2 separate regions of the Homo sapiens genome follow, and region 2 is linked to region 1. The links are chromatin loops, found by intact Hi-C in ENCODE. Cell type or tissue: IMR-90. All regions are shown on one strand. Links, peaks and the distances in the headings refer to the core of each region. The heading gives the core; the rest is flanking DNA. Region 1 holds the start of LOC124901224 (U4 spliceosomal RNA). Region 2 overlaps ADAMTS2 (ADAM metallopeptidase with thrombospondin type 1 motif 2).

Region 1 (8,061 bases), core at 1,592-6,591:
CCAGGAGGCGGAGGTTGCAGTGATCTGAGATCACCCCACTGCACTCTAGCTTGGATGACAAAGCAAGACTCCATCTCAAAAAAAAAAAAAAAGTAAAGTGGAATTTTAGAAATCTAGGCACATTGCAGCAAAATTTTGGAATACCAAGGAAAAAAGGAAAATCCTCATAGTTTTCTGACCGAGAGAATAGGTTGTCACAATAGAATGAAAGTCAGCTTGACATCAAGACTTATCATCAATCCCGAATCCTAAAAGATAGTAGAGCAATTTCTCTAACATTCCAAAGAAAAAACTATTCGTAATCTAGGATCCAAGACCCAGCCAATCTAGCCTTAAATTGGGGGTGCAAAATAAAGACATTTTCATGCATATATGGGTTCATCCCACCTATAAACTCCCCCCAAAGAATCTAAGAAAATAAAAGAGATCAACTACAGTAAGTGCTGGAGGGAGAAATAAAGACAGAGATGATGCACTAAACTGGTCTTAAAAATATGAAACTAAAGTCTCCAATGAGCTCAGTGTGGTAGGGAATTGGTCCCAGGCGGGCAGGAGCAGCGGCGAGAGAACGGCGATTAAATTCACATTCCCAGTGCGGGCAGGACTGTCCCAAAGCAAGAACAGAGCTTTCTGCAAATGATCCGGTCAGACCTGTCTCACTTCTGAAAACAACCTCATTGGGATTTCTAATAAACTGGACTGATTCACTAAATAATTGGACTAGCAAACCAAACCAGTTTTACCTTTTTTTTTTTTTTTTGAGACAGAATCTCGCTCTGTCGCCCAGGCTGGAGTGTAGTGGCATGATCTCAGCTCACTGCAAGCTCCGCCTCCCGGGTTCACGCCATTCTCCTGCCTCAGCCTCCCGAGTAGCTGGGTCTACAGGTGCCCGCCACCACGCCTGGCTAATTTTTTGTATTTTTAGTAGAGACAGGGCTTCACCGTGTTAGCCAGGATGGTCTCCATCTCCTGACCTTGTGATCTGCCCACCTCGGCCTCCCAAAGTGCTGGAATTACAGGCGTCAGCCACAAAGCTCTTTCTCTTAACTTACATTGTCAGGAAACTGGTAACATAGATTGAATGACCCGCCCCAGTTTTTCACCCACACTCACACCCTCGCCATAGCCTCCCTTTCCCACCCCTTGACTTTGGGCTTGGCCAAAGGGATGCCAGCAGGCATGACACAGCAAAACTGGAAATGTGTTTGTGGGGTTAGATGTGCCGTCTCTCAGGGCCCTGCCATCAGCCAGAGACGAAACTGCCCCTGCTGGTCCCAGGAAGAGGATGAGAGGCATGTGGAGCAGAGCTGCCCAGCCAACCCACAAACTCATGAGTAAGAAATAAATGATTATTACTGTTTGCCACTGAGATGTGGGGATGGTTTGTTACACAGCATAAGTGTGACAATAGCTAACTGATACTCAGAGGGCAAGTGCCACTGCAGCAAACATGAGGAGGAATTCCTGAGCCTTTATATTAAAGTGGCTGCTCTCACTAGAGACACGATTGGACTCTGGCTGGTGCGATGACTCACACCTGCAGTCCCAACACTTGGGAGGCCAAGAGCAGAGGATTGCTTGAGCCCAGGAGTTTGAAAGCAGGCTGGGCAATGGATCAAGACTCCATCTCTACAACAACAACAACAAAAACACAGTGTTTTGAACTGAAGGAGCCATACAAAGGATGTCATACAGATTTATTAAATTCAAAACCAGGCTGGGCACGGTGGCTCACACCTGTAATCCCAGCACTTTGGGAGGCAGAGGTGGGCGGATTACCCGAGGTCAGAAGTTCAAGACCAGCCTGGTCAACATGGTGAAACCCCGTCTCTACTAAAAATACAAAAATTAGTCAGGCGTGGTGGTGCACGCCTCTAATCCCAGCTACTTGGGAGGCTGAGGCAGGAGAATTGATTGAACCTAGGAGGTGGAAGTTGCAGTGAGTCAGGATTGCGCCACTGCACTCGAGCCTGGGCGACAAGAGCGAAAGTCAGTTAAAAAAAAATCCAGAAAAACTACTTTTCTGGAATGCAAATCAGAATAGTGGCTGCTTGGGGATTAGGGGACAAGGGAAGTTGAGTAGACTGTAAAGGGATTGGGGGGAATTTTCTACAATGGTGGCAATGTTTTCTGCCTTGATTGGGGTGTTGGCTACAGATAGATATTTGTAAAAAGCCATTGAATTATATATTTAAGATCTGTGTGTTTTACTAAACTATTCCTCAATTTTTCAATTAGCAATAATCACGCCTCGGATAAACCTCATTGGCTATGATACTGCCACTGCACAAAGCTATTCCTCAATTTTTAAAAACATGTCTGTATGGAGTGGATACCCAGACCAGGGTGAGGCTGAGGTGCAAACAGGCCTACCTGAGGTGCCGGGCAGCCTTCCAAGACTCCAAGACTAGGTGGGCTCTGGGCAGACAAAGCCTCCCTCTCACAAAAGGTCTGGGAACCCTTTTCAGGGGGCTCAGAGTCCGGCCACATCTCTAGGTTTTCTGACGTCCTAGACACACCATGAGAAAGAACTTTGACTGGGCTCTCAATCTGGTTGGTGACCTAGGATATGGGGCTCATACCCAGGACCAAGAACCCAGGGCTTCTATCCAGAGCCTAGGACTTGGGGCTTATACCCACGGCCTAAAACCTGGGGCATATACCCAGGGCCTAGGACACAGGTTTATGCCCAGGGCCTAGGACACAAGGCTAATACCTAGAAAGAACACAGAACTTACACCCAGGGCCTGGAACTCGGGGCTTATAACCAGGGCCTAGGACATGGGGCTTATACCCAGAGACTAGGACACAAGGCTTATAACCAGAAAGGACACAGAACTTATATTCAGGGCCTAGAACCCGGGGCTTATACCCAGGGATTAGGACATGGGGCTTATACCCAGAGCCTAGGACACAAGGCTTATACCCAGAAAGGACGTGGGGCTTATACTCAGAGCCTAGGACACAAGGTTTATACCCAGAGCCTAGGACATGGGGCTTATACTCAAAGCCTAGGACATGGGGCTTATACCCAGAGCCTAGGAAACACAAGGCTTATATGCAGAAAGGACACAGGGCTTATACCCGGAGCCTAGGACATGGGGTTTAACCCAAGGTCTAGGACACAAGATTTATACCCAGAGCCTAGGACAAGGGGCTGAGAACCAGAGAATAGGACACAAGGCTTATACCCAGAACCTAGGACAGAAGGTTTATACCCAGAGCCTAGGACACAAGGCTTGTATCCAGAGCCTAGGACCCGGGGCTTCTACCCAGAGCCTAGGACCCAGGCCTTACACCTAGAGCCTAGGAGGCGGGGCTTACACCCAGAGCCTAGAACCCGGGGCTTATACCCAGAGTCTAGGACCCTAGGCTTATACCCAGGGCCTAGGAAGCAAGGCTTATACCCAGAGCCTAGGACACAAGGTTTATATGCAGAACCTAGGACCCGGGGCTTATACCCAGAACCTAGGACACAAGGCTTATACCCAGAGGCTAGGACGCGGGGCTCATATTCAGAGCGTAGGACACAGAGCCTGTATTCAGAACACACTAACCTGGAAACAGATGCTCTGAAACACAACTAGGAGAAAACCTGGCAAATGTCAGTCGTGATTGTCTCTTGTCCCCATGCAATAGGATTACAAGTGTTTTCCTTTTCTTTGTTCTTGTTGGTTCCTTATAAATTTAAAATAAATGATTAACCTCAAAAGTATTTGTGGACATGTGATTACATATAGAAGAGTGATTGTTAAATATTCTTTCTCAGGATAGCTTTATACTCTGAAAATCTCCTGTGGACCCTAAGGAACTTTACGTGAATTGCATCTATCAATTTTACTGTAATACAGATTAAATTTGAGGAGGTTTTGAAATATTTACTTATTTTAAAATAGTAATGATTCCACAGTGTCTACATATTTCAAAACATCATGTTGTACACGTTAAATAATTTCATTTTCAATTAAAAATAAGCTTTAAAAAGAATTCAAATTGCTCAATTTTTTAAATTAAAAACAACAAACCCATTGTTGTATGTTAACAATAAATAATTTTGTATGGAAAGCAACAATATCTTCTGCAAAATTAGTGAGTTGCATTGCCGCTGGCAAATCTCTAGGTAGATGTCTGAGCTGATTCTCAGATCTGCTTTTGCCTTCAATCTGTTACAATGTCACACATCACAGCATCTCTGGAAAATTCCACTGTATACTCATGGGAGAATAAGAATGAAAAAAGGCAAATCACATCTTACCATTATTATGAAAATAGTTTTGGCTACACTTTGAGAACTACTAATATAGAGTATAATCACAACTGTATAAAAATAGGCAAATAAAATTTCTGAGTAAAAGTGTCATGGTGCCACCTCGTGTCATCTTTAATTATTGCAATGCCTGCTTACCGAACTTGTCTGTGCACACGTATCAGGTTGGTGCAAAAGTAATCACGGTTTTTGTCTGGGCATGGTGGCTCACGCCTGTAATCCCAGCACTTTGGGAAGCCGAGGTGTGCAGATCACCTGAGGTCAGGAGTTCAAGACCAGCCTGGCCAACATGGTGAAACCCCGTCTCTACTAAAAATACAAAAATTAGCCAGGAGTGGTGGCGCACACCTGTAATCCCAGCTACTGGGGAGGCTGAGGCAGGAGAATCACTTGAACCCCAGAGGCAGAGGCTGCGGTGAGCTGAGATCACCCCATTGCACTCCAGCCTGGGCGACAGAGTAAGACTGTGTCTCAAAAAAAAAAAGTAATCGCAGTTTTTGCTATTGAAAGTAATGGCAAAAGCTGCGATTACTTTTGCACCAACCTAATAGTATATGGGGTGTGTGTGCATAATATGGTTTGTGCATGCAGGCTGCGGACATGTGTGGAAGTATGTGTATCAGTGGTGTGTGTGCAAGTATGTGTGAATATGGTGTGTGCATGTAGTGTGGTGTAAATGTGTGTGCACGCAGTGTCTACATATGGCTTGTATGTGCCTGTATTGCGTGTGTTGTGGATGTGCATGCATGCAGTATGTGGCATATGTGTGTGTTCCTGTGGGCCATGTGTGCATGTGATGTGTACCTATGATGTGTATGTGTACACATGATGCACGTGTGTTTGTTGGTGATGCGGGTCATATATGTGCATGTGGTACATGTGTATCATGTGAATGTGGGGCCTTGTGTAGTGTGGTAGGTGGTATACGTGTGTATGTGTTACAGTCTGTGTTGTGTGTGCGTGCAGTGTGTGTTGCTGCGGTGCGTGTGCGTGTGCCTGTGCCTGTGTTACGTGTGGCATGTGTTGTAGGTCTGTTTGTGTGTGGGGGAGGTGGTGTGTGTTTAGGACTCACACATGGAAGAATGGAAGTAATATTTCACCCCCATCTGCATGCATGCCTGCTCTGTGCTTCCCTTAACATTCAGAAAACATATTTTAAGCTGCCCAGAAAGTATCAGGCAGGCCTGAGTCCCAAGAGACTTCCATTCATTCCTCTCCGACTTCATCCTGTCAGCCTCCTGAGCTAGGCATTGCCTCCTTTTCACAGACTGAGAGGCACAGTTGCTTGCTTCAACTAACAAGTAGTGGATCCAGGATTCAGACGTGGGTCTTCTGACCAAGGAGGAATTCAATCATCTTGTACTAATGTTATAAAAATTAGCAATAAATGTGAATGTAACATAACATGAATGTTATAAAAATCGTTTATATGGTAGGATCAAAAATGTGTAAAAAGGCAAACAGACTTCTGAATAAAAATAATAGGACAGCATCAGCGGGGCACCATCTCCGCTCCCTGACTGTTTCCATCTTGTGTTTGTGTGCATTCAGACCACGCACAGTTAGGAAGGCATTCACTAGTAATCAGCAGGACACCCTCTCCACTCCCTGACTGTTTCCATCGTGTGTTCGTGTGCATTCAGGCCATGTACACAGTTAGGAAGGCATTCACTAGTAATCACTGGGCACTGACTTTATGCCAAGTGCTGTGCAAGGTGCTTTCACATTCAAGTATAAAGGCGGCAAACACAAATTATCCGGCTCAAACATCACATGTGCAAAATGTAACTCATTATTTTTCATAACACAGTTTTAATTTCTGATTCCAATTTCTGAAAATGTAATCCAGTCCCTCTCAGAAAATTTCAGCCCCCAGCCCCATGTACGGTCACTCAGATCCTGCAGGTGGATTTAGACCAACCTGTCCTTCTCTCCCTTTCCTCAGAGTGGTGCCCTGGCATCAGGGAGAACGATGACTGGCCCCTGGCTCCCTAGCATCTGCCTGAGTAGCACATGATGGGCTGGCATCTGTGCCCACCAGCATCCACGGAAGTCCTCCGCAGGGATGGACTGTGCTTGGAGCCTGGGGCCCGGAGTCTGGGAAGGAGGAGGAGGAGGATGCTGATTCCAGAAAGACTTTGCCAAGCTCGCCTCCATCCTGGTCCCTTCCTCTCCCGCCAGCTAGGAGGGGGAAGCACTCGAGGTGCATGCTTTTGTGGCAGCTACACGTGCCCCTGGGGTTTATCAGTCCTCGCTCAAGAAACCCAGGGACACGTAGCTGCTCTCCCTCCCACCCCCTCTCCTCTAGCTCCTGGGTGCTGGGACCCTGCAGCCAGCAGACTTTCCTTCTCAGATGGACACTGCCTCACACGACCCAGCCTGGGGGCCCTCTCCTGGCCTGTGGACCTTATCTCCCAGCTCCCACCAACCTGCATTCTTCCCCACTCTTTTTTTATGTAGAAAAATGTTGAGACAGAGTCCTTCAGGATGTGTCTCTTGATGGCCAAAGCAAATCAAACACATCTTGATTTTCAAACTGGTATCTCCTCTGCTGTGAGCTCTTCAAATCCATTCGGAAACTCAGTTGGCTGCTGCTTCTTTCTGGCTGTGAGGTCTCATGGTCCACCTTTCCCTGGGCCAGGACAGAGCCTTGAAAAAGCCCACGGGGACCACAGTGAAAGTAAGAGCAGTAACTGACATGCAGGGAGATTGCTGGGGCTCAGTCCGACCCCAGGCACACCCGCAGAGCGCCCTGAGAAAAAGGCACGGGGCTTCTCCATAGGACAGCTCAGTGGCAAGGGCCTTGTTGGCCGACTCACCTGCCATTGCTTACCTGCCACTGCCTTCCCCGAGAGAGGGACTTGCCTCCTGCCTCATGCAGGCTGCCAAGAGCCTAGATCCTGACCAGCTCAGTCTGGAGGGGCCTCACCCCCAACAGAAGCAGGAAAAGCCAGGCCACCGAGAATAGAGGCCGGGTCTCAACAGAATCCCCTGGGGAGCTGGAACATATGCAGTCCTGGGCTCCACCTCAGAGATTTGAGTCAGGAGGTCTGGGGCAGGGCCTAAGAATCTGCATTTCCAACAGGCACCCAGGGGATGCCAGAATGCCATGGGTCCAAGACTACACTGAGCAGCACTGATGGGAAGGACATAGTAGCTTGAGCGGCAGGGACCCAAGCTAAGCATCAGAGCGGGGTTGGCCAGTGAAGAAACAAGACAGAATCAGAAAAAAAAAAACTGTAATGAGAAGAACCCTTAAAGAGATTGGTTTTTTCATATTGTTTCTTTGCAATATCTTCTTGACTCTCCTTAAGAGTTCTCGCTACAGTCATTTTTATTATAATTTTTATTTATTTTATATTATTGTATGTTATTTATTTTAAAAGACAGGATCTTACCCTGTTGCCCAGGCTAGAGTGCAGTGGCACGATCACAGCTCACCATAACCTCTAAGTCATGGGCTCAAGTGATCCTCCCATCTCAGCTTCCTGAATAGCTGGGACCACAGGCATGCGCCACCATGCCTGGTTAATTTTTTAGTGTTTTGTACAGATGGGGTTTAACTGTGTTGTCCAGGCTGGTCTCAAACTCCTGGCCTCAAGCAATGCTTCTCCCTCAGCCTCCCAAGGAGCTACAGGTCAGGCCAGGCTCCGCCCACGTGCAGGGCTCGTGGGGCCTCAGTTTCCCTCTTGGGCATCCCAGGTAGGCAGATCCAGAAGGCCTGGGCTAGGCCACTGCAGGGCAGTGCTGGGGGTGGGGATCTCTCCTGGCCTCCTGTCCCAGCTCCCTCTCCT
Region 2 (8,061 bases), core at 1,134-6,133, 230 kb before region 1:
CCCATGATTTGGGGAGCAGCATTATTCCCCCATGATTTGGGGAGCAGCATTATTCCCCCATGATTTGGGGAGCAGCATTATTCCCCCATGATTTGGGGAGCAGCATTATTCCCCCATGATTTGGGGAGCAGCATTATTCCCCCATGATTTGGGGAGCAGCATTATTCCCCCATGATTTGGGGAGCAGCATTATTCCCCCATGATTTGGGGAGCAGTATTATTCCCCCATGATTTGGGGAGCAGCATTATTCCCCCATGATTTGGGGAGCAGCATTATTCCCCCATGATTTGGGGAGCAGCATTATTATTGAGCATTAATGAACCCGCATGGCATTCAGGTGCCCGGCCTTTTCCCAACCAGACCAGCGCACCAGCCACCTCTCCACACAGGCCCAGTGCCCAGGTCACCTCCTGTCCTGTCCTGCAGGCTCTCTCTGGGTGTGCCGACAGTTTGGGATGGGAGGCGTGGGAGGCGTGAGCTGCGCTCCTGGCCGGGTTCTCTACCAGCTGTGCTCGTGGCGCAGCCCACACCTCACGGCAAGCCCCAGCCAAAGGGACCAAGTCAAGAGCTCTGAGAGACATCCCAGCCGAAGAATCCAGCCCTTGTCCCAAACGTGTGTGTGCACAGGCACACGAAAGAAGGTGAGACAGAAGGAGAGAAAAATGAAGCCAGAGAGCAGGAGAGAGAGAAGACAGACGCCAGCACGCCCATCTGACTGCGCGACCTTTCCCCGCTCAGAGCTCCTTCAGGGCCCAGAGCACAGCGCTGCCTAGGATTAATTTCAAAGAGAAACGGGTCAAAGAAAATTGGAAATTTTTATAGAAAATATTTCAGGCTTGGAGCTGGCTGAAGTGTCTGCCAACCTGCAGAGAATTCTGAGAGGAGATGGGGCCTGTGGTCAGAGGCCTCCGGCTGGCACAAACTGGCAGAGTTTGGACCTCGGACCCAAATGCAGTTTCTGAGCCAGGCCTGTCCTCGCTGCTGCTGGGGAAGAGCTTCCTGTCCCCTTCAGATGTCCCTACAGCTGCCTCTGCAGCCCTGATGCTGGTACCCAACGCCTCTCACCTGTCGCCCCACCCCTCTCTATCCCCAAGAGGCCTCTGTCTAGGGACCCACTATGGGATGCAGTCCCTTTGTCCCCATTATGCAGGGTGCCCATGTCTCTTTCACCGTCATCCATGGGGCAGCCAGGGCATGAAGGAAGCCTCACCTGGGTCCCAAGCAGGTCCCACTGCTCCTTGCCCAAACTTCACCCCAGCCAGCAGGCTCCTACATCCAAGGCACAGATGTCACAGACATGAAAAGATGCCCTGGACACATGCCTCTCTCCCAGAAGCCTGCCTCTGCCATGCTGGGGACCTGAAAAGAGGGGGCATGCCCAGCCCACAGTTGCTGATCAAACGCCAGATGCCCCCGTGAGCAGATCACAGCTTCACCCCTGAGCCGTGTACTGTCTGCATGCCAGGGACTGTTACCTTGTGCAAAACCCGAAAAGCTCTTTGGAGGACATTCCCAACACAGATCCAAGGGAAGGAAAGAAAGTATCAATTCACTGTGTCTGTGGAAGATGGCGAGGCAGAGGAGGGAAAGGGGACGGAGAGCAAGTGTCGCAGTGAGCACTGGGCAGGCGCCCTGTGCCCTGCGTAATTCCAGCAGCCCCTGTGCCACTGCACCCAGGTACAGTGGAGATCTCAGCACCCAGGTTCTGAGATCCTGAGGGGCTGGGTGAGCTGCTCTGGGCCCCTTAGTGAGCCAGAACAACAGCATGTCGGGTGGAGCTGAGCACACTGACCCCTGCACCAACAGCAGCATGCTGGGCGGAGCTGAGCGCGCTGACCCCTGCACCAGCGCTGACCCCTGCACCAACAGCAGCATGCCGGGCGGGGCTGAGCACACTGACCCCTGCACCAACAGCAGCATGCCGGGTGGGGCTGAGCACACTGAACCCTGCACCAAACTGCCCGCTGCCCACCCCACTCACCCACCTAGTGCTGGAAGCATCTGTGGGAGCAGCCCTAATGCAGCTCCTCAGAACCACTGGCCGGTCTTCCAGAACTGTCCCCTGCACTCGAGTTGGGGCTGCAGCCAAGCCAGGGCCAAGGCCACCATCCTCCGGGTCAGGCTTGTCACCTGCCCACGGTGCTCCACCAAAGATCCAGGCCCTTGCCAGCCACATTTACCTGGTCGGCTCCACCCCTGAACCAGAAACCATGTCGGGAGGGGAGAGGTGGCGGGGGAAGGGCAAGCCTGAGACTCAGGGACTAAATTTATGTCGGAGGCACAGGGGAGTTGCTGCGCACGTGGGGGCTGTCAGGCGGAGTGCCAGGCCCAGACGCCGTGGAGGGGGAGCACACCCTGGCACGTCTCCACTGTGGAATAAGGGGGGCCCAGCCCTCGCTGGGGCTGCAAGCCTCGCTTCTGCCTTCACAGCCCAGGGGGTGGGAAGCACCCACAGGGCAGCGCTCTGAGCAGCAGACTCCAGCCAGAGAGCCAGCCAGGCCCGGGAGCTGGCCCCTCCTGCTCTCCCCGGCTGACCCCAGGCAACTCCAGCCTCGGAGAATGTGCAGCCTCGGCTTTCCCAGCGCCGGCCCCCGCCCACCCCTTCCGCGTGGGCCACATCACCGCGCTGGCATCTCCAACAGCCATCCCAAGGGCCCGGTCTGCACGAGGACAGGAGCGCCGCGGCGTCTGCCAAGGGTGCGCTCAGCCCTGAAGCACGCCTCCCGGAGCCGCCTCGGGTTTCACAATCAGTGCTTCTCCCTGGGTTTCCCGGGGCCTGGGCTGCAGGCTCAGCTCCAGGGTGGAAAGAGAGGATGAGCTGAGAAGACTCCAGGGATCCAGCGCCGAGGCGCTGAACTCAGTGAGTCGGCAACAGTGGCTTGGCAGGGCCCAGGCTGACCAGGGTATGAGAGAGAGCACCTATCACCACGCCAGAGGCCCTGGCCTCAGGGGTCTGGGGAGTCACTTGGGAAGTGCCCGGTTGGAGACACAGAGACAGGTCTGGGCACAAGACGCTGGCCAGGTCCAGGGCTCACCCTGCAAATCCAGCCAAAGCCCTCTCTCCATTCTCCCTTAGGACCCAAGGTTCAACACTTAGACATGTCAGCTGAATCATGACCCCCGGACGTCCATGTCCTAATCCCCCAAAACTCGTGAGCATTACCTTATATGGCAGAAGAGACTTTGCAAATGTGTTTAAATCAGGGGTCTTGAGATGGGGAAAGTAACCTGGATGGTCCCAGCGGGCCCTAAATGTTATCACAAGTGTCCTTCTAAGAGGGAGAGCTGGCTATAGAAGAGGAGAAGCCACGTGACCAGGGAGGCAGAGACTGCAGCAATGTTGCCACAAGCCAAGGAACGCCAACAGCCCCCAGGAGCTGGGAGGGGCCAGGAATGGATTCTGCCCTGGGGCCTCCCGAAGGAACCAGCCCTGCCAGCACCTTGATCTTAGCCCCTAAAATCCTATTTCAGAGTTCTGAGCTCCCGAACTGTGAGGAATGCAGGTGTGCTGTTTTAAGCCATTAAGGTGTGGGTAACCTGGTACAGCAGCCACAGGAAGCTGAGATGGACGTCGACAGCTACAGGGCAGAAAGGCTCTCTGACCTGGCATTCAGCAAATTGGCACCCCCCAACAAAGCACACGGCCCTCCTGCCCCATCCTGGGCCCCCCAGCCCCCACCTGGGCCAAGCCTCACATCCGCTGTGTCAGTGGGGCTGGCTATCTGCTCGCCACTGAATGGATGAGTCTCGCCTGCTCCCCAGTCCTGTGGTCTGACAGAACAGAGCTCCTCTCTCTCTCCTGTGCCATTGCTCCAGCCTCCCCCACCAGCCTCCCTCACACTGCAACCAGTACGAGCTTGCTGAAACACTCAACTCTTTGTGAGACTGGAGGGCGCCATCCCCACCTTGGGTCATTCAAGGCTGCTGCTTCCATGGAGGCTGCCCCACAGCTCTCTGCCTCCAGCCCTGGGCTCTGCACACCCAGGGGGAACTGTCATGCCTGAGGTCCGCCCCCACCCCCGCCGCCCACTCTTCCCCCAGGATCCCCTGCGGCCTGGAAAACTCCTACCCAACTCAAGGCAAAGTCACAGGGTGGAGACTGTGGGTCAGGAGGGGCTCTTCCTGGCCTGGTGGGGAAGGGCTGGCTGTGGGCTGCAGGTGGCAGCCACGCTCAGCCACATGGAGGAGCTGCCCAGTGCCGGCGCTTGTCCTCTGTCTCCTGGAGGGCCTTCCTTGGTGCAGCGAGGCTGAGAGGCTCCCGTGGTGGCGTGCCTCGTCTGCCCGTCAGGGAGGATGCTGCAGCCTGACAGCAGCAGGCAGAGGCTTGGCACCGGCGGTGTCTGGGGTGGAGGCAGCCAAGGTCACTGGCACGTTGCTGTCTGACTTCTCTTCCTTCAGCCCAGCAGGGTGTGTGCACAGCAGCCTGGTAGCAGTTCCCCAGGATGGGAAGCACCTGCCCCTCCTCTGTCCCAAGGCCAGGCCGGGGCGAGCCCCAGGAGAGCAGCCCACAGAGGAGGGCAGAAGATGCTTCTACCTCTGCATCACAGAAAGCATGGGTAGCCAATGGGGGACCGTGTTTTGTTTGGTCTATATAGTGAGCACGGGAGGGGACCCCAGGCATGACAGCTCCCACTGGGTGTGCAGGGCCCAGGGCTGGAGGCAGAGAGCTGATGTGGAGGCTTCTGTGGAAAGAGGGCTTTGTCTGGATTTGCTGGCTGAGCCCTGGACCTGGCCAGCGTCCTTGTGCCAGGACCTGTCTCTGTGTCTCCAACCAGGCACTTCCTGAGTGACTCCCCAGACCCCTGAGGCCTGGTCCTTTCGCATGGTGATAGGGGCTGTCTCTCGTACCCGGGTCGGCCTGGGCCCTGCCAAGCCAGCTGTTGCCGACTCACTGAGCTCAGCGCCGTGGCTGGATTCCTGGAGCCTTCTCAGTTCATCCTCTCATTCCAGAAATTTTAAGCCACATTTTAACATCAGGAAAGTTCACATAAAAAGTCTGATGTCTGGATTTTCTTGATAGGATGTTCAGCTGCACCAGACCCAACTTCTACCAAATTGAGGTCAAGGGAGTTGAGGAGGGTCTGTCCCTCCTTGCAGGGCCTCCCAGACGCCCTGTGCCCATGGCAAGGCCAGGGCTGGACACCACGTGTGGCTGCATTCCCACTGCTGTTTCTTTTTAGTGGAGATGTATTCTTGGTCTCCACGTTTCCATCAAAAGGAGAGAAATGAAAGCCAGGCCAAGGGTGGGTGCAATTATCTTTTTTTCCTCCACTGCTGTCCTTGTTGGCATTGCCTGCCAGGCCCTGCAGGCTCTGAGTTTGCAGCTCTTGTCTTTCTGCAAATGGCACTGTGTGTCTGAAACAGAGACCACATGCTCAACACGTGACTCGGGGTCTTTCTCACTGTGTGGCAACCTTCACAGAGTCCCAAGGTCAGTCTCTGGGAAGCTAAGACAGGCCCTCAGTGTCAGCACAGGGTTGGCTTCTCTGTGCACGTGGTCTTGGAGTCAGCCGCTCCAGGTCCCTTAACGCGGGCGGTGGGGGAGGACTGCCAGGCTGAGACTGGCACTTAGACATGCAGGGAAGAGCTCCCACACGACAGGGTGGAGGGTCCAGTGAGGGAGGCAGCAGGACCAGGGCCTGCCTGGGCTGTGCCTCTGGGCTATATGCCCTGGGGAGGCCTAAGTGAAGCCTACAGTGCTGCTCCTCCGCGTGACCCAGACGGGCGCCTCCCGGGTGTGCTGTGCACTGCGTGGCCAGCCTTGTACGTGAGGGCCATTCACATCCTGTAGCTGGCTGCATGGTGCCCCCAAAGATGCTGGATCCTGATCCCTGCAACCTGAGACGGGTACCTTCTATGGGAAGAAAGGGCTTTGCAGATGTGCTTGCAGTAAGGCTCTTGAGATGAGAAGCCTGTCCTGGATTACTCGGGTGAGTCCTAAATGTAATCAAGGCATCCTTGCAAGAGGGAAGCACAGGGACACGTCAGAAGAGGAGGGGGCGACATGACCCGGGGGCAGAGATTGGCATGATGCAGCCACAAGCCAAGGGAGGCTGGCAGCCCCCAGGAGCGGGGATGGGCCAGAAACAGATTCTCCCCTGGAGCCTCTGGAGGGAGCACAGCCCTGTCCACCCTTGATCTTGGCTCAGTGAGATTCATTTCAGACTTCTGGCCCACAGAGCTGTGAGAGAGGCATTTGTATTAGTCCGTTTTCACAATGCTGATAAAGACATACCCGAGACTGGGCAACTTACAAAAGAAAGAGGTTTATTGGACTTACAGTTCCACATGGCTGGGGAGGCCTCACAATCATGGCAGAAGATGAAAGGCACGTCTCACATGGCAGCAGCCGAGAGAGAGAGAGCTTGTGCAGGGCAACTCCCGTTTTTAAAACCCTCAGATCTCGTGAGACCCACTCACCATCATGAGAACAGCATGGGAAAGACCCACCCCCATGATTCAATCATCTCTCACTGGGTCCCTCCCATAACACATGGGAATTATGGGAGCTACAAGATGAGATTCAGGTGGAGACACAGAGACAAACCATATCAATGTTCCTATTGTTTCAAGCTCCGTGAGGACTCCCTCCTCAACAGTCCCACACAGGATGAGATGCACACACACCAGAGAGGACAATGCCACAGGGTGCCCTGTCCCTGTACCCCAGCACAGTGTCCCTGGACACAGAGCTGGCCTTGGGAAGGGCAGAGAACAGGGATTGGAGATGCCTGTCAGAATGCCTGGGGGGACACCTCAACCACTGCTCCCCAAAAGGCCACCCAGCCTCAGAGCTCGGCCTCCGGTCCTGGCCAGGTTCCCAGGCCAGCAGCACTGAGCAGGACCCTTCTGCCAAGGCCAGCATGGCCAGGGAGGAGAGAAAAGGACCCTCCCCGCTCCCTCACCCCTTGCCCCTCCTAATAACATCCTCTCCCGGGTGTTGCCTAAGCTGCCCAGTGCACACACTCATCCCTGGCCTGTCTGTGAAATGCTTTAAAACCGTCATTTTCTATCCGTTTCCCCCAGGCAATCTGCAATCCAGCAACTGATCTTGGATGACAGAGACTATTAGTGAAAATGATTCCCTGAGGCTCCATGAGTCCCCGAGATCACCCTGAGCAGCCCGTGGGCTTCTCGGGGAAAACAGGACATCCTGAAAAGGAGGCACCCCTGACGCTGCAGGGATATCCTGCCACCCAGACAGATGCCCATCCCCCACTGGGACACCCAGGGCAGGTGTGTCACCTTCCCCGGCAGAACATAAATAGCAGGGTGCTTCACACCCACTTCCAGACGTTGCTTTTGGGGAGGCAGGAAGAAACTGCCAGCCAGCACCTCCTGCCAGCTTCTGCCAGGGCCACACTGATATATCAGGGTTCCCTCAGAATTCACTGGAAGAAAGGGTCCCCTATACACACACACACATACACACACACCCGCACCCAGGTCCTGGAGTTGTGTGCCAGGCAGGCTGTGCCCCTCACTATGCCTGGCCACAGGACACAGCTTTTATGTATCTCCCAGTTGCCACTCTGGGCCCTGAAAAGGCCCAGGCAGATGGAAAGCTGGACGCCTGAGGTCACCGTGGGCCCTCCACCCAGCTCCGGCACTCACTGGGCCTGGTGCCCTTCCAGTCAGTGTGTCGATCTCAGCCCAGGGCCACGTGGGAACGATTAGGTGCATGGCGTGGGAGCTAGCTCACTGAAGGCCCGAGCCCCTCATGCAGGGTCTGCTGACACCAGACAGGAACATCAAGCAAAGGGGACTTGGCCCCAGCCCCAAGTTCTGGGATCCAGACCTATAGCCCCAGGCCCACGCTCACATCCACAGCCTGGGCCCCAGGCCTGGAGCTAAGGCTGGACAGGCTCACCTCCTCCCCGACAGCCCATTACCAAACCCCCACCTTCCAGCCCAGCCTCACCCCTGACCTGGCAGCTGGCCTCACCCAGCGTCTTCTAAGGCCAATGGTTTCTGGGCTTATTCTGAGATTGAAATTCCTTTCCTGTGTTCTGAATTTCAAGTTCTCATTAAAGATATGTGGATTGGGGGTGGGGGTGGAG

The links. Hi-C counts contacts between places; a loop is a spot of excess contacts. Peaks named below come from ENCODE experiments on the same cell type or tissue, not always from the same donor. Only the 100,000 strongest peaks of a DNase experiment are listed, where the experiment ranks them.
Region 2: it touches region 1 in a loop (4-fold over the local background); 6 of 110 quality-filtered maps call a loop at or near these places.

The regions. Positions count from the first base shown.
Region 1 is chr5:179,489,863-179,497,923 of GRCh38, forward strand. It overlaps LOC124901224 (U4 spliceosomal RNA), which reads right to left and starts at 2,295; the gene lies at 2,153-2,295. RefSeq lists an enhancer at 6,257-6,306. In IMR-90, for the core only: CTCF peaks have their summits at 4,380 (motif pointing left) and 6,216; a DNase peak (open chromatin) is centred at 4,369; H3K27me3 peaks cover 717 bases.
Region 2 is chr5:179,263,104-179,271,164 of GRCh38, forward strand. All of the region lies in intron 3 of ADAMTS2 (ADAM metallopeptidase with thrombospondin type 1 motif 2), which reads right to left. Among named protein-coding and RNA genes, the nearest start is that of ADAMTS2, 78 kb to the right of the region's middle. RefSeq lists enhancers at 1,267-2,162, 2,163-3,056. In IMR-90, for the core only: a CTCF peak has its summit at 4,162 (motif pointing right); a DNase peak (open chromatin) is centred at 2,698; H3K27ac peaks cover 4,363 bases.